Regions from separate parts of the Homo sapiens genome. Here region 1 is linked to region 2. Evidence: chromatin loops called from intact Hi-C (ENCODE). Cell type or tissue: heart right ventricle. All regions are shown on one strand. Links, peaks and the distances in the headings refer to the core of each region. The heading gives the core; the rest is flanking DNA. Region 1 overlaps HARBI1 (harbinger transposase derived 1). Region 2 overlaps AMBRA1 (autophagy and beclin 1 regulator 1).

The links. Peaks named below come from ENCODE experiments on the same cell type or tissue, not always from the same donor. Only the 100,000 strongest peaks of a DNase experiment are listed, where the experiment ranks them.
Region 1: it touches region 2 in a loop (5-fold over the local background); 18 of 110 quality-filtered maps call a loop at or near these places.

The regions. Positions count from the first base shown.
Region 1 is chr11:46,605,047-46,616,168 of GRCh38, reverse strand. It overlaps HARBI1 (harbinger transposase derived 1), which reads left to right. Exons shown (of 3, transcript NM_173811.4): 2 at 1-601. Among named protein-coding and RNA genes, the nearest start is that of HARBI1, 6.6 kb to the left of the region's middle. In heart right ventricle, for the core only: no CTCF peak of the experiment used is centred there; no DNase peak of the experiment used is centred there.
Region 2 is chr11:46,397,835-46,409,847 of GRCh38, reverse strand. It overlaps AMBRA1 (autophagy and beclin 1 regulator 1), which reads left to right. Exons shown (of 18, transcript NM_001387011.1): 17 at 1,142-1,335; 18 at 11,905-12,013. Among named protein-coding and RNA genes, the nearest start is that of CHRM4, 12 kb to the right of the region's middle. RefSeq lists an enhancer at 1,634-2,421. In heart right ventricle, for the core only: no CTCF peak of the experiment used is centred there; no DNase peak of the experiment used is centred there; H3K27ac peaks cover 564 bases.

The sequences.
Region 1 (11,122 bases), core at 2,212-4,711, 210 kb before region 2:
CGTTTTAAGCTGGATGATGTGACTGATGAATACTTGATGTCCATGTATGGGTTTCCACGGCAGTTCATTTATTACTTGGTGGAGCTCTTGGGGGCGAATCTTTCTAGGCCTACTCAGCGATCCAGGGCTATTAGCCCAGAGACACAGGTCCTTGCAGCATTGGGTTTTTATACCTCAGGTTCCTTCCAGACTCGGATGGGAGATGCCATTGGAATCAGTCAGGCGTCTATGAGTCGTTGTGTTGCCAATGTCACTGAAGCACTTGTGGAAAGGGCCTCACAGTTCATTCGCTTTCCAGCTGATGAAGCCTCCATTCAGGCTCTGAAGGATGAATTCTATGGGTTGGCAGGGATGCCAGGGGTGATGGGGGTGGTTGACTGTATCCATGTGGCCATCAAGGCACCAAATGCTGAAGACCTCTCCTATGTGAACCGAAAAGGCCTGCATTCTTTAAACTGCCTGATGGTGTGTGACATTAGAGGGACACTAATGACCGTGGAGACAAACTGGCCCGGCAGCCTACAGGACTGTGCTGTGCTGCAGCAGTCTTCCCTCAGTAGTCAGTTTGAAGCGGGTATGCACAAAGATAGCTGGCTTCTGGGTAAGTTTGCAAGTGTGAATTTTCATTTTGTTTGGAGGCATAGAAAAGTTATGTAGGCTGGGGGCGGTGGCTCACACAACCCCAGCACTTTGGGAGGCTGAGGCGGTAGATCACCTGAGGTCAAGAGCTGGAGACCAGCCTGGCCAACATGGTGAAATCTTGTCTCTACTAAAAATACAAAAATTGGGCATGGTGGCAGGCGCCTGTAGTTCCAGCTACTCGGGAGGCTGAGGCAGGACAATCGCTTGAACCCAGAAGGCAGAGGTTGCAGTGAGCCGAGATGGCGCCATTGCACCCCCACCTGGGCAACAGAGCAAAAACTCCATCTCAAAAAAAAAAAAAGAAAGAAAGAAAAGGGACCGCACGTGTAGCTCATGCCTGTTATCCTAGCACTTTGGGAGGCCGAGGCAGGCAGATCACCTGAGGTTGGGAGTTTAAGACCAGCCTGACCAACATGGAGAAACCCCGTCTATACTAAAAATACAAAATTAGCCGGGCGTAGTAGCGCATGCCTGCAATCCCAGCTACTCGGGAGGCTGAGGCAGGAGAATCGCTTGAACCCGGGAGGCGGAGGTTGCGGTTAGCCAAGATCGCGCCAGTGCACTCTAGCCTGGGCAACAAGAGCAAAACTCCATCTCAAAAAAAAGAAAAAGAAAAATTATGTAGTGGAGTAGAATGAGATATGGCAGTCTGTAGAGCTGAGTCTCAGTCCTGTCAGTTTTTTATGAGACCTCAGGTGAGAATTTTCTTAGCCTTAATTTTTAAAAAATCAACATTTAATAGACATTATTAAAACTTTAAAGCATACTGTTAGAGCCAGCACAGTGGCACGTACTAGTACAACTGGTAATTGTAATTCCAACTATCTGGGAGGCTAAGGCAAGAGGATCACTTGAGCCTGGACCTTGAGACCAGCCTGAGCAAGATAGCAAGACCCTGTCTCCAAAACAATTAAACTTTTTTTTCTTATTTTATTTTTATTTTTTTTATTTTGTGTAGAGGCAGAGTCTCACTATGTTGACCAGACTAGTCTTGAGCTCCTGGCCTCAAGCTATCCTCCCATCTGAGCCTCCCAAAGCTCTGGGAATATGGCTGTAAGCCACCACACCAACGTAAAAAAAAATTATTATTATTATTATTATTGAGACAGAGTTTTGCTCTTTTTGCCCAGGCTGGAGTGCAATGGTGCGATCTTGGCTCACTGCAACCTCCGCCTCCCAGGTTCAAGCAATTCTGCCTCAGCCTCCTGAGTAGCTGGGATTATAGGCATGCGCCACTATGCCCAGCTAATTTTGTATTTTTAGTAGAGACGGGGTTTCACCATGTTGGTCAGGCTGCTCTCGAACTCCCAACCTCAGTTGATCTGCCCATCTCAGCCTCCCAAAGTGCTGGGATTACAGGCGTGAGCCACCATGCCCAGCCTATATATATATATATATTAATAAATGTATTTTATGTTATTTCACCCAGCTCTTCTACTCCTAAGAATTTATCTTACAGGTATATATTTATACATATGCAAAACAAAATTGCATACAAGAATTTTTATTGCAAACAATAGCTGCAGCAACAAAAACAACCTTATAAAAACAATCCTGTCTGGGTGCGGTGGCTCCTGCCCGTAATCCCAGCACTTTGGGAAGTCAAGGTGAGAGGGTCACTTGAATCCAGGAGCTCGAGATTAGCCTGGGCAACAAAGCGAGACAATGTCTCTCAGAAAAGTAATAATAATATAAATAAGCAAACAAATAAATGAAACAATCCCCTGAAATAAAGCCAAAATACTGCTGGGTGCGGTAGCTCACGACTGTAATCCCAGCACTGTGTGAGGCCATGGAGGGTGTATCACCTGAGGTCAGGCGTTCAAGACCAGCCTGTCCAACATAGTGAAACCCCGCCTCTACTGAAAATACAAAAATTATCAGGGCATGGTGGTGCGCGCCTATAATCCCAGCTACTTGGGAGGCTGAGGTAGGAGAATCGATTGAACCTGGGAGGTGGAGGTTGCAGTGAGCCAAGATCGTGCCACTGCACTCCAGCCTGGGCAACAGAGGGAGACTCTGTCTCAAAAAAAAAAAAAAAAAAAAAGCCAACATACTTATCAGGACTGTCCAGAATTGTTTAAGTATTGTACATCCATACAATTGAGCCTTAATTTTTATCTGGCTCTGCTAATCATCTGTAAAATGATTAATCTGACACCAACCACAGTAATATCTATTGTGGGGATTAGGTAATATATATGAAAGTTACCTATGAAGTATTGTATAGATATTCAAATGTGGCCAGTTGTGGTGGCTCACGCCTATAATCTCAGCACTTCAGGAGACCAAGGCGGTGGATCACCTGAGGTCAAGAGTTGGAGTTCAAAACCAGCCTGGCCGACATGGTCAAACCCCTTCTCTACTAAAAACACAAAATTTAGCTGGACATGGTGGCGCATGCCTGTAGTCCCATCTACTTGGGAAGCTGAGGCAGGAGAATTGCTTGAGCCTGGGAGGCAGAGGTTGCAGTGAGCTGAGATCACACTACTGCACTCCAGCCTGGGCGATGGAGCAAGACTCCATCTCAAAAAAAAAAAAAAAAAAAAAAAAAAATCCGGGTGTGGTGGCTCATGCCTATAATCCCAGCACTTTTGGAGGCCAAGGCAAGCGGATCACCTGATGTCAGGAGTTCAAGACCAGCCTGGCCAACGTGGTGAAACCCCTTATCTACTAAAAATACAAAAAATTAGCTGGGCGTGGTGGCAGGCACCTATAATCTCAGCTACTTGGGAGGCTGAGGCAGGCGAATTGCTTGAACCCGGGAGGCAGAGGTTGCAGTGAGTCGAGATCGCACCATTGCACTCCAGCCTGGGCAACAAGAACGAAACTCTGTCTCAAAAAAAAAAAAAAAAAATTATTTTTGCATTGTTGATTGTCACTGTGATATCTGCATAAAAATGATAGTAGACAATGCATGTACACAATTCTTATTGTAGCAACTCACTTCACAGATCTGCCCGAGTTCCATTGGAAAGACTGGCTTACTGTTATGAGTAGAACAAGAATCTATTCAACATTCAGCAGTGTGAACCAAGGTGACTGTACAGCTCTGAGGAGTGCAGTTAGCAGTGATAAAACCCTTGAATCCAGCAGCTTAGTTTTTTGTTTTTTGGGTTTGTTTTTTTTTTAATGTGCTACTTTTATATGAGCATCAGGACAAGGGTTATCTTGTATACAACATATAAGAGATGAAAGCTACGTTAAGGATTAGAAGACTTCTCTAACTTTTGTTTTTTTGAGATTGGGTCTTGTTATGTTGCCCAGGCTGGTCTCAAGCAATCCTCTGGCCTCAGCCCAGGCTCATAATACCAGTAGCTGGTATCACAGACATACACCACCACACCCAGCTAATCACTACCACTAATCATATCTGCACTGCACATGCTCATTGCACAGTGCTTGTTGTGAGTTGATGCTCAGGAAATACTTCTCTTTAACATGTTTACTAGCACTTTAAAGAGAAACCTCCTGTGTTCCAAGTGGGCAAAGACTACACTGATGGGTGTAGAGCTGCCAGGGTACCACGTGTAATATCCTGGAGCTTACTGAGTTTCTTGATTGTTGCTTCTCCGTACTATTTTTAGTGCACCACCTTCTTGCTACTCTACTGGACCTTTATCTTAAACACACCTTTTGCCTATTTTGAGCTTTCAAATTTTATTTTCATACAACTCACACCAAGAAGTGTGGGAAAGTAGATTTTGCAATTGTTTCATCTGGCCATTTCTTCTGTAGCTGTGGGAGTACTTGGGTTCCAAGCTGATTTCTTATGAATCTCTTCACTTTGGTTCCCCCCACCTTTTTTTTTTTTTTGTCACGGGGTCTCACTCTGTCACCCAGGCTGGAGTGCAGTGGTGTGATTATGACTCACTGCAGCCTTGACCTCCTGGGCTCAATTGATCCTCCTACCTCAGCCTACCGAGTAGCTGGGACTACAGATGCACACCACCATGCTGGGCTAATTTTTGTATTTTTGGTAAAGCTGGCGTTTTGTCATGCTGCCCAGGCTGGTCTCGAACCCCTAGGCTCAAGCAGTTAGCCCACCTTGTACTCCCAAATTGCTGGAATTACAGGCATGAGCTACTGCACCCTGCCCGGTTCCCTAACTATTAAGCCAGCTAAAACTTAGCCCTTAAAATTTGACAGGCAATATTGTAAGCATTTTGCATCAATTATATCACTTAATGCTTATAAAAACTCTTTAAGAGTTAAATAATAGCCGGGCACGGTGGCTCACGCCTGTAATCCCAGCACTTTGGGAGGCCGAGGTGGGCGGATCACGAGGTCAGGAGATCCAGACCATCCTGGCTAACACAGTGAAACCTCATCTCTACTAAAAATACAAAACATAAGCCAGGCGTGGTGGCAGGCGCCTGTAGTCCCAGCTACTCCGGAGGCTGAGGCAGGAGAATGGCGTGAACCCGGGAGGTGGAGTTTGCAGTGAGCCGAGATCACGCCACTGCACTCCAGCCTGGGAGACAGAGCAAGACTCTGTCTCAAAAAAAAAAAAAAAAAAAAAGAGTTAAATAATAATAATATTAACATTTTTACAAAAGAGGAGACTGAGGCACATAACATTTAAGTCGCTTGTGTTTCAGTGTTTAAATCAGATCATAGGACGAATTACTTTATTTGGCAAATATTCCTGGTAAGGACTTCTTTTTCTTCCCACCTTGGGATCCAAGATTCAGTTGGAATTATGGCTTTAAAGTAGTTTTTTACATTGTTTATAGTAAATAGTTGAAAATTAGTAAAAATTCTGATAAATAACTTTTCTGATGCCCCTCTCTACAGAAAGAGTAGGAGTGGGAAAAATGGATACTGTAGCAACATTTAACGAATGTTTATTTATTTATTTATTTTTTGAGACGGAGTCTCGCTCTGTCGCCCAGCTGGAGTGCAGTGGTGCGATCTCGGCTCACTGCAAGCTCCGCCTCCCGGGTTCACAGCACTCTCCTGCCTCAGCCTCCGGAGTAGCTGGGACTATAGGCGCCCGCCACCACGCCCAGCTAATTTTTTGTATTTTTAGTAGAGATGGGGTTTCACTGTGTTAGCCAGGATGGCCTCCATCTCCTGACCTCTTGATCCGCCCGCCTTGGCCTCCCAAAGTGCTGGGATTACAGGCGTGAGCCCACCGCGCCTGGCCTTTTTATTATTTTATATATATATATATATATTATATACATACACACACATGTATTTTTGAAACAGGGTCTCACTCTGTCACCCACGCTGGAGTGCACTGGCATGATCACAACTTATTGAAGCCTTGACCTCCTGGGCTCAATTGATCCTCCCACATCAGTCTACCGAGTAGTTGGGACCATAGGTGCCTGCCATCATGCCTGGCTAATTTTGTTTTAAATTTTTTGGCTGGGCGCTGTGACTCATGCCTGTAATCCCAGCACTTTGGGAGGCCAAAGCGGGTGGATCACCTGAGGTCAGGAGTTTGAGACCAGCCTGGCCAACATGGTGAAACCTCATCTCTACAAAAAATACAAAAATTACCCAGGCATGGTGGTGGGCACTTGTAGTCCTAGCTATTCAGGAGGCTGAGGCAGGAGAATCACTTGAACCTGGGAGGTGGAGGTTGCAGTGAGCCGAGATTGCACCATTGCACTCTAGCCTGGGCAACAGAGTGAGACTTACTCTCAAAAAAAAAAAAAAAAAAAATTCTTTTATTTATTTATTTTTTTTTTTGTAGAGTCTGGGTCTCACTGTGTTGCCCAGGCAGGTCTCAAACTCCTGAGCTCAGCCAGTCCACCTCAGCCTCCCAAAGTGCTGGGATTACAGGTATGAGCCACTGTGCCTGGTCAGCAAGTGTTTATTAAAGCTAGTTTTGGTGTGAGGCATGAAGAAATCTTGGAATATACCTGTGGAAGTTGAAGATGTGGAAACTGATTTCCTCAGGCCGGGCGTGGTGGCTCACGTCTGTGGATCACTTGAGGTCAGGACTTCCAGACCAGCTGGTCAACATGCTGAAACCCTGTCTCTACTAAATATACAAAAATTACCCAGGCACGGTGGCGTGAGCCTGTGATTCCAGCTACTCAGGAGGCTGATGCAGGAGAATTGCTTGATCCTGGTAGGTGGAGGTTGCAGTGGGCGGAGATCCTGCCACTGCATTCCAACCTGGATGACAGAGTGAGACTCCATCTTAAAAAAAAAAAGAAAAGTGGCTCACGCCTGTGATCCCAGCACTTTGGGAGGCCAAGGCAGGTGGATAACGAGGTCAGAGGTTCAAGACAAGCCTGGCCAAGATGGTGAAACCCCATCTCTACTAAAAATACAAAAATTAGCCTGGTGCTAATTTTAGCCAGGTGCTAAATCCCAGCACTTTTGGAGGCCAAGGCGGGCACATCACCTGAGGTCAGAAGTTTGAGACCAGCCTGGCCAAGATGGTGAAATCCCATCTCTTCTAAAAATATAAAAATTAGCCAGGTGTGGTGGCAGGCGCCTGTAATCCCAGCTACTCGGGAGGCTGAGGCAGGAGAATCGCTTGAACCTGGGAGGCGGAGGTTGCAGTGAGCTGAGATCACGCCATTGCACTCTAGCCTGGGGGACAAGAGCGAGACTTTGCCTCAAAAAAAAAAAAAGAAAAAAAAAATTTGTCAGGTGCGGTGGCTCAAGCCTGTAATCCCAGCACTTTGGGAGGCCGAGGCAGGCAGATCACCTGAGGTCAGGAGTTCAAGATTAGCCTGGCCAACATGGTGAAACCCTGTCTCTACTAAAAATACAAAATTAGCCGGGCCTGGTGGCGCATGCCTGTAATCCCAGCTACTCGAGTGGCTGAGGCAGGAGAATTGCTTGAACCCAGGAGGCGGAGGTTGTAGTGAACCAAGATTCTGTGACTGTACTCCAGACTGGGCTGGAGACTGTATCTCCAAAAAAAAAAAAAAATTTTTTTTTTAATTGCCAGGCATGGTGGCGTGTGCCTGTAGTCCCAGCTTACTCAGGAGGCTGACCTGGGAGGATCACTTGAGCCTAGGAGTTCAAGGCTGCAGTGAGCTACGATCGTGCTATTGCACTCCAGTCTGGGCAACAGAGAGATACCCTAAATCATTCATATGAATAGACAGATTTGGAAAACACTAGTCTCTAAAGGTTGTGTGGACAGTGGGAGTAATTATGGGAAGATTGGCAGGATTATAAGGAATGACAAGATGTTAAAAGAGAGAATAGATGGCTAATTGTATTTTTGTTGTTGTTGTTGTTGTTGTTGTTTGAGATGGAGTTTCGCTCTTGTTGCCCAGGCTGTGGTGCAATGGGGCGATCTCAGCTCACTGCAACCTGTGCCTCCTGGGTTCAAGCAATTCTCCTGCCTCAGCCTCCTGAGTAGCTGAAATTACAGGTGCCTGCCACCATGCCCAGCTAATTTTTGTATTTTAGTAGAGACGGGGCTTCACCACGTTGGTCAGGCTGGTCTCAAACTCCCAACCTCAGGTGATCCACCCACTGTGGCCTCCCAAAGTGCTGGGATTACAGGCATGAAGCCCTGCACCTGGCCGCCTAATTGTATTTTAAGAAACAACCCTTAGGTTTGAGGAACAGTTCTAGATTTGTCAAACCTAGAACTAGCTGTGAGCCTCTGGCCTTTTTTTTTTTTTTTTTTGCATTATTTTTCCTACGATATTATCCATTCCTGTCCTCATTCTCATCTGTCCCTTCAGAATGCATTATCTAAATTCCCCTCTAAATATACCTATTCCTGCAAACAATTCAGCCTCAGTTCTTATTTCTTTAGCTCTTGGCCTAGTCCTATTAAGCAGCTTTGGGTAAGATCTGCCAAAATGTCTTGTGGATGACTGATCATATAAGCAATTGTAATCTGTTTAGCAATTCTGATCCTAATCCCCTCTTGAGTGTCTGTTTTCCAGTAGTGCTTGGTTTATAACCATTTAGTGAGGGTAGAGCAATTTTACAAAAGGTCTCCTTTAGCTTTTCCTGTATATCTCCTCCATTTAAGACTCATACCATTTCTTAGAGAAACTTTAACAAGGATCATTTAGCATCTCCAGTTTTCAGTATTCATCTTACTTATTTTATTCTCTTTTACAGCATTATATTCTTGTTTTATTATGCTCTTGTTTTAGTATTCTGAGTCTGAAATTAGCATTTAGTGACTAGGTCTTTCCTTTGCCTAACATATCAAAGGATGACGAACATATACTTTGATCTTCTCATTTGAAAAATAAGTTCAATATCTAACCTAGCAGAGTTGGGATTGCATAATAAGAGATAATCTTTTTTTTTTTTTTTTTTTTGAGACAGTCTCACCCTGTCGCCTTGGCTGGAGTGCAGTGGCGTGATCTCGGCTCACTGCATCCTCTACCTCCCAGGTTCAAACAGTTTTCTACCTCAGCCTCCTGTAGCTGGGGCTACAGGCACGCACCACCATGCCTGGCTAATTTTTGTATTTTTAGTAGAGATGGGGTTTTGCTGTGTTGACCAGACTGGTCTCAAACTCCTGACCTCAGGTGATCCGCCTGCCTTAGCCTCTCAAAGTGCTGGGATTACAGGTGTGAGCCACCGTGCCCAGCCTGATAATCTTTAAAAAGTACCAGCTGGGTGTGGTGGTCACACCTGTAATGTCAGCACCTTGGGAGGTGAAGCAGGTGGGAGTTCCTCCTGAAGCGGGAGGAATGCTTGAGGCCAGGAGTTCAGGGTCAGCCTAGCAACATAACAAGACCCTGTCTCTACAAAAAGTTTAAAAATTAGCTGGGTGTTGTGGCATGTGCCTGTAATCCCAGCTACTCAGGAGGGTGTGTTGGGAGGATTGCTTGAGCTCAGGAGTTTGAGGTTGCAGTGAGCTATGATCATACCACTGCACTTCAGCGTGGGCAACAGAGTGAGACTCTGTCTCAAAAAACAAAACTAAAGTAAAGTAAATAAATATTGAAAATAAAGTTAGGCCAGGCATGGTGGCTCACGATTGTAATCCCAGCACTTTGGGAGGCCAAAGGGAGCGGATCATCTGAGGTTGGGAGTTTGAGACCAGCCTGGCCAACATGGTGAAATCCCCATCTCTACTAAAAATACCAAAATTAGCCAGTCATGGTGGTACATGCCTGTAGTCCCAGCTACTCAGGAGACTGAGGTAGGAGAATAGCTTCAACCCGGGAGGCAGAGGTTGCAGTGAGCCGAGATTGCACCACTGCACTCCAGCCTGGGCGACAGAGTGAGGCTCCGTCTCAAAAAAAAAAAAAGTACCAGCACAGTACATGCTACATAGTAGGTGTTCAATGAGTCATGGATATTATTTTTCATTATTATTTATAGCATCAGTTTCTTAAATTCATTATTTAGTAGGGTTATGTTCAATAAAAAGAAAAGGTTATGGCCGGGCGTGGTGTCTCACGCCTGTAATCCCAGCACTTTGGGAAGCCGAAGGGGGTGGATCGCATGAGGTCAGGAGTTTGAGACCAGCCTGGCCAGCATGGTGAAACCCCATCTCTACTAAAAATACAAAAATTAGCTGGGCGTGGTGGCAGGTGCCTGTAATCCCAGCTACTTGGTAAGGTGAGGCAGGAGAATTGCTTGAAACTGTGAGGCGGAGGTTGCAGTGAGCCGAGATCATGCTACTGCACTTCAGCCTGGGCAGAGTGAGACTCTCAAAAAAACAAACAAACAAACAAAAAACTGGGTGCGGTGGCTCATGCCTGGAATCCCAGCCCTTTGGGAGGCCGAGGTGGGTGGATCATGAAGTCAGGAGATCGTGACCAGCCTGGCCAACATGGTGAAACCCCGTCTCTACTAAAAACACAAAAAATTAGCCGGGCGTGGTGGCGTGTGCCTGTAGTCCCAGCTACTCAGGAGGCTGAGACAGGAGAATTGCTTAAACCTGGGAGGTGGAGGTTGCAGTGAGCTGAGATTGCACCACTGCACTCCAGCCTGGGCAACAGAGCAGACTGTCAAAAAAAAAAAAAAAAAAAAAAAGGTTATACCTGGGAGGGGAAAAGTCAGCTAAATAGTAAATTTGAAAATTTTGTGAGACTTCTTAGATATTTACAGTTAATCCAGAAATGTAAGCTCCTGCTCGGCGCTGTAATTCCAGGGCTTTGGGAGGTCGAGGTGGGTGGATTGTTTGGGCACGGGACTTAAGAGACCAGCCTGGGTAACATAGTGAAACCTCCTCTCTAGAAAACATTAAAAATTTTGCCAGGCATGGTGGCGCATGCCTGTGGTCCCAGATATTCGGGAGGCTGAGGTAGGAGGCTGGAAGGTTGAGGCTGCAGCGAACTGTTATCACTCCACTGCATTCCAGCCTGGGTGACAGAGCAAAACTCTGTCTCCAAAAAAATAAATGTAAGCGCCTAAAAGAAATGAGCCCTGTATGTTGGGAACAGTGCCTACCACTGTCTGAACAGTCCAGAACTATTTACTGAAATTGATGGTGGGGCAGGAACACAGTGGTATGCAAACTGGTACTCCAGGGCCTATTTGTCTCTCAAATTTCTAAGAGGTTTTGCCTCTGTGC
Region 2 (12,013 bases), core at 6,127-8,626:
TCCTTTCATCACTTAATTCACTAATGAAGACTGGAACAAAGCGCTGGGTTGTTGATAAACCCAAAGCAATTGCTACTTCCCCTAGGAATTGCTGAGCATAGCTGGAGGAATAGTCCCAGAAGCAGCTAGAAATGTGAGTGTCTGGTGATAGTCTCAAAAGGCCTGGGCTGCCTCTGCTGCCAGCTCCAGCTATTCCAAGGCAGTGCCTGGGAGATGCCCAAGGAAGGGGGATGCTAGCATTGGCCAGAACCTTCCTTGTAGGACAGCCTGTGCTCCCTACCTGCAAGGGTCTGTTTTCAGAAGGCCCTGGAAAGAGGATCCCAGAACAGCCTCATAAGAGTTCCAGTCCTGGATGGGCGCGGTGGCTCATGCCTGTAATCCCAGCACTTTGGGAGGCTGAGGCGGGCGGATCACGAGGTCAGGAGATGGAGACCATCCTGGCCAACATGGTGAAACCCCTCTCTACTAAAAATACAAAAATTAGCCGAGCATGGTGGTGTATGCCTGTAATCCCAGCTACTCGGGAGGCTGAGGCAGGAGAATCGCTTGAATCCTGGAGGCAGAGGTTGCAGTGAGCTGAGATTGCGCCACTACAGCCTGGGTGACAGGGCGAGACTGTCTCACCAAAAAAAAAAAAAGAGTTCCAGTTCTTTCCTTCCAAAGTGGAGTTCTCAGTTCACTTGCAAATTCAAGAATTCAAAGTGGAATCTTATGAGCATACAGTTGGAAGGAAGGTAAAGCTAAAGAGAGAAAGGACCTTCTTCTAGTGCTCACTCTTTATCCCATGATCTCAGCTACTGGCCTCCTGAATTTCATTAGTCTTTTCAGATCAGCCATCTCTACAGCTCCTCCCCACTCCCCGACAGGGGCCTGTTGTTGAAGGGCATGACTGAGTGAGCCAGGGTTGCAAGATTGGATGTTTCTGTGGCCTTTCATTGTTCTAGGGTATAGACTAACCTTGGGGGAGAATGGACACAGACAAGTTAACCACCATCAAGATGTAGTTGCAGGAGCACAGGGCTTCTCTTAGCCTGCAGGGCCTGGCCCACACTGCCCTGAGGATTGGCACAGAGCCAGCAGAGTGCTGTGAGGGGTGCTGTCCCAAGCCCCATCTGACTTTAGTCTGCCTTTCTCTCCCTAGAACCAGCAGAGCCACATGGAGGACAGACAGAGACATGGGGCTGATGAATGCCATTGGGCTTCAGCCCCGGAACCCTGCCACCTCAGTGACATCTCAGGGCACCCAGACTCTGGCCCTTCAGCTGCAGAATGCCGAAACACAGACTGAGAGGGAGGTGCCGGAGCCAGGGACAGCCGCCTCAGGTCCTGGTGAAGGTAGGAGCCATGTGGCGCTGGAGGGGGTGGGAGAGGGACCCTAAGACCGAGTGAGTGCCACTTCCCACTCAGGATGCATACCCCCTCCCATGTCTGGGTGATGCCCACCTGGTGGCATTAAGAGCCTCCTCAGCAGCGACATGGTTTCCCTGAGCTGGGTCACTCTTGCAGCTCGCCTCAACTCCCACCAAGTACACTGATGTCCCTCTCCTCTAAAATGTGAGGACCCTGTCTCTTTTTCCAAAGAGAGAGCACAGAAAGCCTGGATTGAAAGGGCTAAAGGGAGACTCCCTCCTGCAAGCTGCCATTCCAGAGAAGTACACCCCAGGCCTTAGCTTCTGGGGCCAAACCACAGCCTAGCTTGTCGTCCCCCTACCAGTGTGGCAGATTTGGGACTGCCCCATGGGAGGACCTCTCACAATCCTGTCACACCTGGGGCTCGTTGACATTTTGGCTGCAGCCTGGCCTATCATCAGCCCCTTCCTCTCACCTATTTCAGGTGTGGCTCTGCCACACTCGGCCCTGACTCTCTGTGCCAGCCTCACACTTTTAAAAACCAATTAGCACTTCCCAGCAGCAGAGTTCGAGCCACTTAGGAGTCCGTCAGCAGCTGTGTTAAACAGGCTGTTCTCACTCAGTTGCTATCCTCACCCCCTACCTCCAGCCCCCTTGCTGATCCTAGCTCCAAACAAAGCAGCCTCCAAACAGACACATTTTCTAAGTCTGTGTTGAGCCATTTGCCCAGAAGAGACCATGGGAGGAAAAGCCACGGTGCACGTCAGGCAAAGAATAACAAACGTGCCTATCACCCCAGGGAATGGCTTTCTACACCGCAGTCCCCAACAGGGTATTGCGTGGTCGCTTGCGATGCCATGAACTGAGAATTTTCAAAGTGAAGTCCCTCTTTGGTCTGTAGCACAGCCCACCTCCTGCATTTGTGCTTGGTGGAAGCCCCTCGCTGGGGCCATGACCATAAGGTGGTGCTGGCTGGAGCAGCCAACCTCCGCTGTGAGCCTCTGGGAGGAGGTGGTGGAAGGCTCCTTCTGCCATCTTCAGGCCCTTTTTTGCAGGTTTCTGTGGACTCTGAGCTGCTCTGGAGTCCATTAGGCCTTTTCCAGGAAGCCTGAGGGCCAGGCAAAAGGGAACCACCACGGGCTTCTCAATGGAGCCAGCAGGCCAGCCCTCTCAGTAGGAGGCAAACCTCTCAGAGCTCCCAGTAACCCCTGACAGCGAGAGGGATTTGGAGAAGTGGGCCATTCTCTTAGGCAGCCCCTTCTTTTTATTTTTATTTATTTATTTATTTATTTTTGAGACAGAGTCTCACTCTGTCACCTAAGCTGGAGTGCAGTGGCATGATCTCGGCTCACTTCAGCCTCTGCGATCTCAGCTCACTGCAACCACCGCTTCCCGAGTTCAAGTGATTCTCCTGCCTCAGCCTCCCAAGTAGCTGGGATTACAGGCATGTGCCACCACTCCCGGCTAATTTCTGTATTTTTAGTAGAGACAGGGTTTCACCATGTTGTCCAGGCTGGTCTCGAACTCCTGACCTCGTGATCCGCCTACCTCGGACTCCCAAAGTGCTGGGATTAAAGGCGTGAGCCACCGTGCCTGGCCTGTTTTTTTATTTTTTGAGATGGAGTCTCACTCTGTCGCAGAGGCTGGAGTGCAGTGGTGCAATCTCAGCTTACTGCAACCTCTGCCTCCCAGGTTCAAGTGATTCTGTCTGCCTCAGCCTCCCGAGTAGCTGGGATTACAGGCTCCTGCCACCACTCCCAACTAATTTTTGTATTTTTTAGTAGAGACGGGGTTTCGCCATGTTGGCCAGGCTGGTCTTGAACTCCTGACCTCAAGTGATATGCCCACCTCAGCCTCCCAAAGTGCTGGGATTACAGGCGTGAGCCACCATACCTAGCCAGCCCCTTATGTGTGTTTGTAGTATGTATATATGTATGTGCAAATAGCAGTCACTGGAAGAGAGTGTTGTTTGTTTTGTTTTGTTTTTGAGATGGGGTCTCACTATGTTGCCCTTGCTGGCCTTGAACTCCTGGGATCAAGTGATCCTCCCACCTTGGCCTCCCAAAGTGCTGGAGTTACAGGTGTGAGCCACCACACCCGGACCTTTTTTTTTTTTTTTTTTTTTAATTTAAAGATAGAGTCTCAGCTGGGTGTGGTGGCTCACGCCTGTAATTCTAGCAACTTTGGGAGGCCGAGGTGGGCAGATCACTTGAGATCAGGAGTTCAAGACCAGCTGGCCAACATGGTGAAACGCTGTCTCTACTAAAAACACAAAAATTAGCCGGGCATGGTGGTGGGCACCTGTAATCCCAGCTACTGAGGTGGCTGAGGCAGGAGAATCACTTGAACCTGGGAGGCAGAGGTTGCAATGAGCCAAAATCACACCACTGCACTCCAGCCTGGGCAACAAAGCAAGACTCTGTCTCAAAAATAATAATACAATAAATAAATAAAGACAGAATCTCAGCTGGGCATGGTAGCTCACACCTGTAGTCCCAGCACTTTAGGAGGCCAAGGCAGGAGGATCTGTTGAGTCCTGGAGTTCAAGACCAGCCTGGGCAACACAGCAAAACCTTGTCTCTACTAAATATACAAAAAATTAGCCGAGCATGGTGGCACGCATCTGTAGTCCCAGCTACTCTGGAGGCTGGAGGCAGGAAGATTGCTTGAGCCTGGAAGGTGGCGACTGCAGTGAGCTGTGATATGCCACTGCACTCCAGCCTGGAAGACAGAGTGAGACCCTGTCTCAAATATAAATAAATAAATGAAATAAAGATAGAGTCTCACTCTGTCACTCAGGCTGGAGTACAGTGGCACCATCATGGCTCACTGCAGTCCTGAACTCCTAGGCTCAAGCGATCTTCCTGCCTCAGCCTACTGACTAGCTGGGACTACAGGTGTGTGCCACCATGCCTGGCTATTTTTTTAATCATTATTTTTTTTTAGAGATAGGGTCTCACCGTGTTGCCTGGGCTGGTCTTGAACTCCTAGCTTCAAGCAAGCCTCCCTTCTTGGCCTCCCAAAGTGCTGGAATTACAGGCATGAAGCACTGCACCCGGCTGGGCAGCCCTTTCTGATTTGATTTCACTGAGCTTTTACCATGTGTCAGCCACTTGGTAAAAGCGGTGAAGACAAGTAGGCCTCTCTGTCCTTCCATGAGGAGCTCGCAGTCTAGAGAGGGAGATGGGCACCTAAACTGATAATTGTTTTAGTGTGATGAGGACCTCTGGAGCATAGAGGAGGAGGGGCTTTGCCCAGCCTGTGGGGTTTAGGGGAGACTCCTGGAGGAGGTGGCCCTGAGCCTAGTCTTCAAGGATGAATAGGAGTCAGGTGAAGTAGGGTGGTGGGGAAGCATTCCTGGAGACATGTCTCAGCACATGAAATGGCACCAAGTTCAAAGACATGTTACTGCATAAAGGACCACTAATTTGTGTTCATGGCATGTCTGGTGCATGTGGAGAACTGACACTGGATGAGTGGGGAAGGCAAGTTACTGGGACTGGGCTGGGAGTGAGGCCTTCAGCCTGAAGGTGACATGCTGGGGCTCTGGGAGCAGGAGCTGCCACCTTCAGAAGTATGTCTGCTGGTGTTTCACCTCCCAGAGAATTCTCTGCTGTTTTCTTGGTTAGCATGCAGCCCATTTCTGGCTTCTAGTCAATTATAAGTTCCTTTCATTCTTTTGGGGGGATGGGGACAGAGGGTGGGGCAGAGGGAAGGAGCTCTTTTCCCTGGTTTTAGGAGGCAAGACCTGGTTCCTCGCCCCACTATCCCCTCCTCCTGTAAAGTAGAGTAGGCGGTAGAGGATGGCCCCAGCTAAGCTGAGGCTCTGGTCAGCGGGAGCAGCAGGCAGAGTGAGACCGGGCAGCTGGCTGCTTCTGCCTGCCTGCATCCCTGCATGCTCTGCGTATACCCTGTACCCACAGCTGTTCCACACACCATACCCCTTTCAGAAACCAGTCAGGGCAGGGGAGGTGTGGGTCAGAGGGTATGGGCACTTGATGGATGGGTGTCATTCTCCAGCCTTGTCCCTCCTAGGGCAAGGAGCCTTGCTCTGAGGCACTCACACCACTATTGTGCTGTCAGACTCTTCAGGGGAGCCCAGGGATCAGGGCTCTCTTTGAGCCCAGATTTCCCCATGCAGAGGCAGCTGGCAGGTTTTGTATTGACAAAACCAGAGCTGCAAGAGCATGGATAGTGAAACCCTCTGGTCAGGGAGTTCAGCTCTTCTGGGCTGGGCTAGAAGGGAGATCCCACCTGTACTCACACCTGCTACAGGCACCAAGATTTATTTATTTTGTTTTTATTTTTTGAGACAAGATCTCGCTCTTCCATCCAGGCTGGAGTACAGTGACACGAACACGGCTCACTGCAGCCTCGACCTCCTGGGCTCAAGGGATCCTCCCACCTCAGCCTCCTGGCACACGCCACCACGCCTGGCTAATTTTGTTTATTTTGTTTGTTGTAGAGACAGGGTTTCACCATGTTGCCCAGGCTGGTCTCGAACTCCTGGGCTCCAGTGATCCTCCCACCTTGGCCTCCCAAAGTACTGGGATTATAGGCGTGAGCCGCCACATGCAGCCACACAGATTTATTAATGTGGGAAGCCTGCTCTGCTTGTGGTAATTGCTGTTCTGTGCCCTGCCCCTCCCCACTCCCCTTGGCCCTTTTCTGTCAGTTAGCACCAAAGGGCTCCTAGGCTACTTCTCATTTTCTTGTTCTATAAAAATGTGGTTGAAATCCATTCAGCTCTTTCCAGGCCTTCCAGGAGGAGCCCTCCACAGGGGTATTTGCACGCGTCAGCTTTTTTGCATGTTCAACTTTAACAAGAGTTTGACTTCTCCCAGAATTTGACTCTACAGCAAGCTTTCCTACCCTGCTGGCCAAGAGCATAGCTCGAAAAGGGAGGGAAGCATTTCCTGGGCTCACCGTTGGCTTCCAGCACTGATGACAGTGCCTCCCTAGCTTGCAGTGGGCATTCAGGGCAAGCATGGAATTAATGAGTTTAGCTGAGCTGAGGCAAGGCCCTGCCTCTGAGCATGGCTGTGCCCCACTATTTGGAGAGCACCATGGCTGTGCCCCTGACCCGTAGCAAAGGTCATCTGAGCCTCTGTTTTGTCTGGTGAAGATGGTCGGTAGACCAGCAGCAGTAGCCTGGGCCCTGGGCCAGGAAAAAGCAAATGTGAAGAGGGAGGGGCTGGAAGACCAGTACTCCCAGAGGTCAGGAAGGGCAGCTCCTCCTGTGACTCTCTGAGCCTCAGTTCCCTCTTTGGCTCTTCTGGCAATGAAATCTCTAGAATTAAATATGGTTGTAGGGCATGGTGGGAACTTGTTGATCCTACCCTGGCCTCTGCTTCTAGAGTGTACCTTAGGACTTGCCAAGGAAGAGACCTCATGTGAACTCTAAATCAATTTCCTATTTTCAAAGACAAAAACAGATGCTTTTGCTACAGAGGAGGAGACTGCAGAATTAACCCCCTGTCTGCCACTGTGCCTGGATCCCTGACTGTAACTGCCATTTCCCTCTAGCCCTGGTATTTTTTCTCTTGAAGAATGTGCCAGCTCTCCTCAGTTGCTCTTAGCCTTGGCTTAGAGTTCCCAGGAGGGAAGCATAGCTCATAGTTCTGTAGGCTGAAGCTGTCCACACCGAGCCCTGGGGGAGCCATTTGTTTGTACATTTTAAAATCTTCCATTCATTCTTTTTTGAGCACTTACTTTGTGTCTGGTATTGTGTTCGGCACCATGAATTCAAGGGCACTGTGGAGGGAATTACATTGAGATGAATCCATTGTGTCTCTTCCCTCAAAGAGCAAGTCCAGAGAGAACTAGACATGTAAGTGCTTCTCCAGTGGCTCATGCCTGTAATCCCAGCACTTTGGGAGGCTGAGGCAGGCAGATCACAAGGTCAGGAGTTCGAGACCAGCCTGGCCAATGTGGTGAAACCCCATCTCTACTAAAAATACAAAAAAAAATTAGCTAAGTGTGGTGGTGCACACATGTAATCCCAGCTACTCGGGAGGCTGAGGCAGGAGAATTGCTTGAACCTGGGAGGCGGAGGTTGTAGTGAGCTGAGATCTCGCCACCGCACTCCAGCCTGGGCAACAGAGCAAGACTCCGTCTCAAAAAAATAAAATAAAATAAATGCTTCTCCCACAATGGGCAGTTACAAGACCGGTTTTCCAAGCATCCTTAAGTCTGGAGCCCCTGTGAGGAGCCTGGGAGCCCTTTTATTAATACATACATGTATTTGACAAATACACGCCCAGTGTAAACCCACGTGTTAGACTTGGCTGAAAAGAGAATACAGCTGAGTCCAAGACCTTCAGGAACTTATAGGCCAGAAGAGAGATGCCACAGCTACGGGGAGTTGTGAAGCACTGTGAGGTCCCAGAGAAGGAGCATCCCCTTCTAGCTGGGGGACCAGAGAGAAGTGGGTGGCAGAGGAGATGGGACGAGAGCATGGCACAGTGTGCACAGTGTATGCCCATCTGTGCAGGCAGGGAGCAGGGCTGCCGGGTACCTGCAGGAATGTGGGGGACAGGGCAGGAAGGTCTGCAGCATGATAAGGGTCTGGCCAGAGAGCCCTCAAATGTCAAGCTAAGGAGTTTTGACTACTGTGAGGGCTTTTGCAGCTGCTGGGTTTTGAACAGGGTGCAGACTTAACCAGAGCTCAAGTCAGCAGAGCTGAATTAGGATGGTAATAGGAACAGTGTGGAGACTAGACGGAAGGGGAGGAGACTGGAAGCAAGAAGCCCAGTTAGGACACAGTCATAGCCATAGAGAGGGGTGGCCAGGCCTGGAGCCATAGGCAAGCAAGCAGTGGGCTCAGACTTGAGTGCCAGCAGCAGGGCCTCCCGCAGAGCCTGGGAAAGCCCATCCGGGGCTCTCTGGGGGCTTGGCTGCAGCAGCACCCATAGGGCCCCAAGGCAGCCTGTTCTGCCCCTGGTAATCTACTTGAGAAGAGCTGAGCTGGGTGCGGTGGCTCATGCCTCCCAGAACTTTGGGAGGTCCAAGTGGGTGGATCACAAGGTCAGGAGTCTGATACCAGCCTGGCCAGCATGATGAAACACTGTCTCTACTAAAAATACAAAAATTAGCTGGGTATGGTGGCACATGCCTGTAGTCCCAGCTACTCGGGAGGCTGAGGCAGGAGAATTGCATGAACCCGGGAAGTGGAGGTTGCAGTGAGCTGAGATCATGTCACTGCACTCCAGTCTGGGCGACAGAGCGAGACTCTGTCTCGAAAAGAGCTGAGAATTCACTAGGCACAGCGCCTGGCACAGTGCACTCCAATGCCAGCAGGCCTCAGGCCAGCCACAGCACGCCCCAGACCATGCTGCGAGGGCTTCAGTGCACAGAGTTCTGAGAAAGCATTGGGGCTACAGTGAGCACAGGGAGGGCCCCAGGGGACCTCCCCAGGCAGCCCTTGGCTCCCAGGGTAGAATCTCTGTGGGCACCAAGGCCGTAGGTTGACTTTTTTCTTCTTACCTTCTGCCCCACTGTTAGAAGGCTTTAAAACCTGAAGATGGGGTTGACCCAGTACTCTGAGAGCCCTTCAGGTTTTCTCTCCTTCTGCCCTGGGAGCTGGAGCCGGGTGTCCCAGGAGGAAGTGGGGAAGGGCAGCCACCTTGAGGGATGGAGGGCAGTGCTTTATCAGGGGTTGTCCAGAAAAGCAAGAGAGGACATAATGCTGAGGAAGATCGTCTAAGACTGGGGCTGGGCGCAGTGACTCACCCATGTAATCCCAGCATTTTGGGAGGCCAAGGCAGGAGGATTGCTTGAGCCCAGGAGTTCAAGACCAGCCTGGGCAACACGGCGAAACCGTCTCTGCAAAAAGTACAAAAAATTAGCCAGGAGTGGTGCTTGCCTGTACTCCCTACTACTCAGGAGGCTGAGGTGGGTGGATCACTTGCACCCAAGAGGCTAAGCTACAGTGAGCCATGTTTGTACCATTGCACTCCAGTTTAGGTGACATAGCGAGACCTGGTCTCAAAAAAAAAAAAAAAAAAAAAAAAAAAAAAAAAAAACTATAGAAAGAACTAGAAGCATGAGGCTGCCAAGTACCAACAAGAAGGGTGAGAGATCTCTTGGGGCCTTAGATGCCACCAAGCTGTGAAACTGGCTGGCCTGGAAATCCAACTCTAATGAGGCAGGCAGAGAGAAGGGGATGGATGGGGTTAGGGGAGCAAAGAAAGTCTCATAAAAATAGCTGCTGGCAAGTACCCCAAAAGGAAAGAAAACTCACCATCAAAACCCCCAAAACTGCAAAATTCCAAACAGTAGCTGATGGAGACAAATCAGCAGTTCAGTGGAGCCATCCCTCGCAGCCTCAGAGCCTTGATCATAGTTGCCCACGGTCTTGGCCTGGTTCTCACCCTACCAAGAGCTGAGCAGAAAGCTGGAAGGGAGGTCCCACAGCAATAGAGCTCCACTGCTGCAGACCCCAAGTTAATCACAACAGGCACCGTTGACCAAGTGCCTGGGCTGTGCGTTAGCTCCTTTTCTCTCTCCAGCACCGTGCAAGGTAGATGTTAGGGATTTTTTTCAAGGTCACCCAGCAAGCAAGTGACAGCTGAGATTTGAGCCGAAGTCTTTTCTGTTCCCACACAAGGGAATGCTCAGGCATTTCTGCAGAGGGAGTGGCGGACAGATCCTTCTCTCCCTCCCTAGACCTGGGTCCTGTGCTGGTCAGTTGACTCTTTTCCGGGAAATATGGCATCAGGCATTGAGCCCCAGGAGAACAATAACTGGGGAATAGCTTGTGAAGACTGGGGGGTAAAGGGAAAGAAGAGAAGGAAACAGCCCTTCCAAGGAACAGTTAAAACTCTCAGCTTCTGACCAGGCACGGTGGCTCACGCCTGTAATCCCAACACTTTGGGAGGCCTAGGTGGGCGGATCGCCTGAAGTCAGGAGGTCGAGAGCAGCCTGGCCAACATGGTGGAACCCCATCTCTACTAAAAATACAAAAAATTAGCCAGGTGTGGTGGGAGCCTGTAATCCCAGCTACTCAGGAGGCTGAGGCAGGAGAATCGCTTGAACCTGGGAGGTGGAGGTTGCAGTGAGCCAAGATTGTGCCACTGCACTTCAGCCTGAGTGACAAGAGCAAAACTCCATCTCAAAAAACAAAGGCTGGGCACGGTGGCTCATGCCTATAATCCCAGCCTTTTGGGAGGCTGAGGCAGGCAGATTACCTGAGGTCAGGAGTTCGAGACTGGCCTGGCTAACATGGTGAAACCCCGTCTCTACTAAAAATACAAAAATTAGCTGGGTGTGGTGGCGGGCACCTGTAATCCCAGCTACTCGGAGGCTGAGGCGGAAGAATGGCTTGAACCCAGGAAGTGGAGGTTGCAGTGAGCTGAGATCGCATCATTGCACTCCAGCCTGGGCGACTAGAACAAAACTCCATTTCAAAAAAATAAATAAATATGGCCAGGCGTGGTGGCTCACGCCTGTAATCCTAGCACTTTGGGAGGCCGAGGAGGGTGGATCACCTGAGGTCAGGAGCTCGAAACCAGCCTGGCCAACATGGGGAAACACCATCTCTACTAAAAATACAAAAATGAGCCAGGTATGATGGTGCATGCCTGTAATCCCAGCTACTTGGGAGGCTGAGGCAGGATAATTGCTTGAACCCGGGAGGCGGAGGTTGCAGTGAGCCAAGATCACACCACTGCACTCCAGCTTGGGTGACAGAGCAAGACTCTGTCTCAAAAATAAATAAAATAGGCCAGGCGCAGTGGCTCACACCTGTAATCCCAACACTTTGGGAGGCTGAGGTGGGCAGATCACGAGATCAGGAGATCAAGAACATCCTGGTTAACATGGTGAAACCCTGTCTCTACTAAAAATATAAAATTAGCTGGGTGTGGTGGCGGGCACCTGTAGTTACTCAGGAGGCCGAGGCAGGAGAATGGTGTGAACCCAGGAGGTAGAGCTTGCAGTGAGCTGAGATCGCACCACTGCACTCCAGCCTGGGTGAAAGAGTGAGACTCCATCAATCAATCAATCAATATAAAAATAACTCTCAGCTTCCTCAGGGGCTTTGAGGAGGTAACACAAAACTACGCTGAAGGAAGACAGCATTGTAATGAAGCAGAGCAGACTGTTTCCCTTTGGGCCACACCCATAGGGTACCTACTCTCTTTGCAGAGAAAGGGTGGCATACCCCAGCTCAGCCCTAGGTCTGCTGAGTTTCCACAACAGGGAGCAGGCAGACAAAACCAGCTGTCTGAACCTGCCTTCTCGCATGCTAAGCTGCCACTGGTGCTGAGAGAACTCATTGAGGCCAACCTGCTGCCTTCTGGGCCAGTGCTGCCTCTTAACTGGCCATCCTAGGCCTCAGTTTCCCCACCAGTAAAACAGAAGTATGGATTGTGAACATTTTGGGGGTTTTGTCTAGCTTTCAAGACTCGGATTGGTTTTCACAGTGATGGAGCGAGTCTTTCTCTATCCTGCGTTTAGTCAAGAATCCCCCAGCTGCTACCGGTGGCTGCCCACCTGCCTCAGAGGCCCAGGCCAGCAGCCAATTCGCTCTCTCTTCTGCTTTGTATCTGCCAGGTGAGGGTTCAGAGTATGGTGCCAGTGGAGAAGATGCGCTCAGCAGGATCCAGAGGCTGATGGCGGAGGGCGGCATGACAGCCGTGGTGCAGCGGGAGCAGAGCACCAC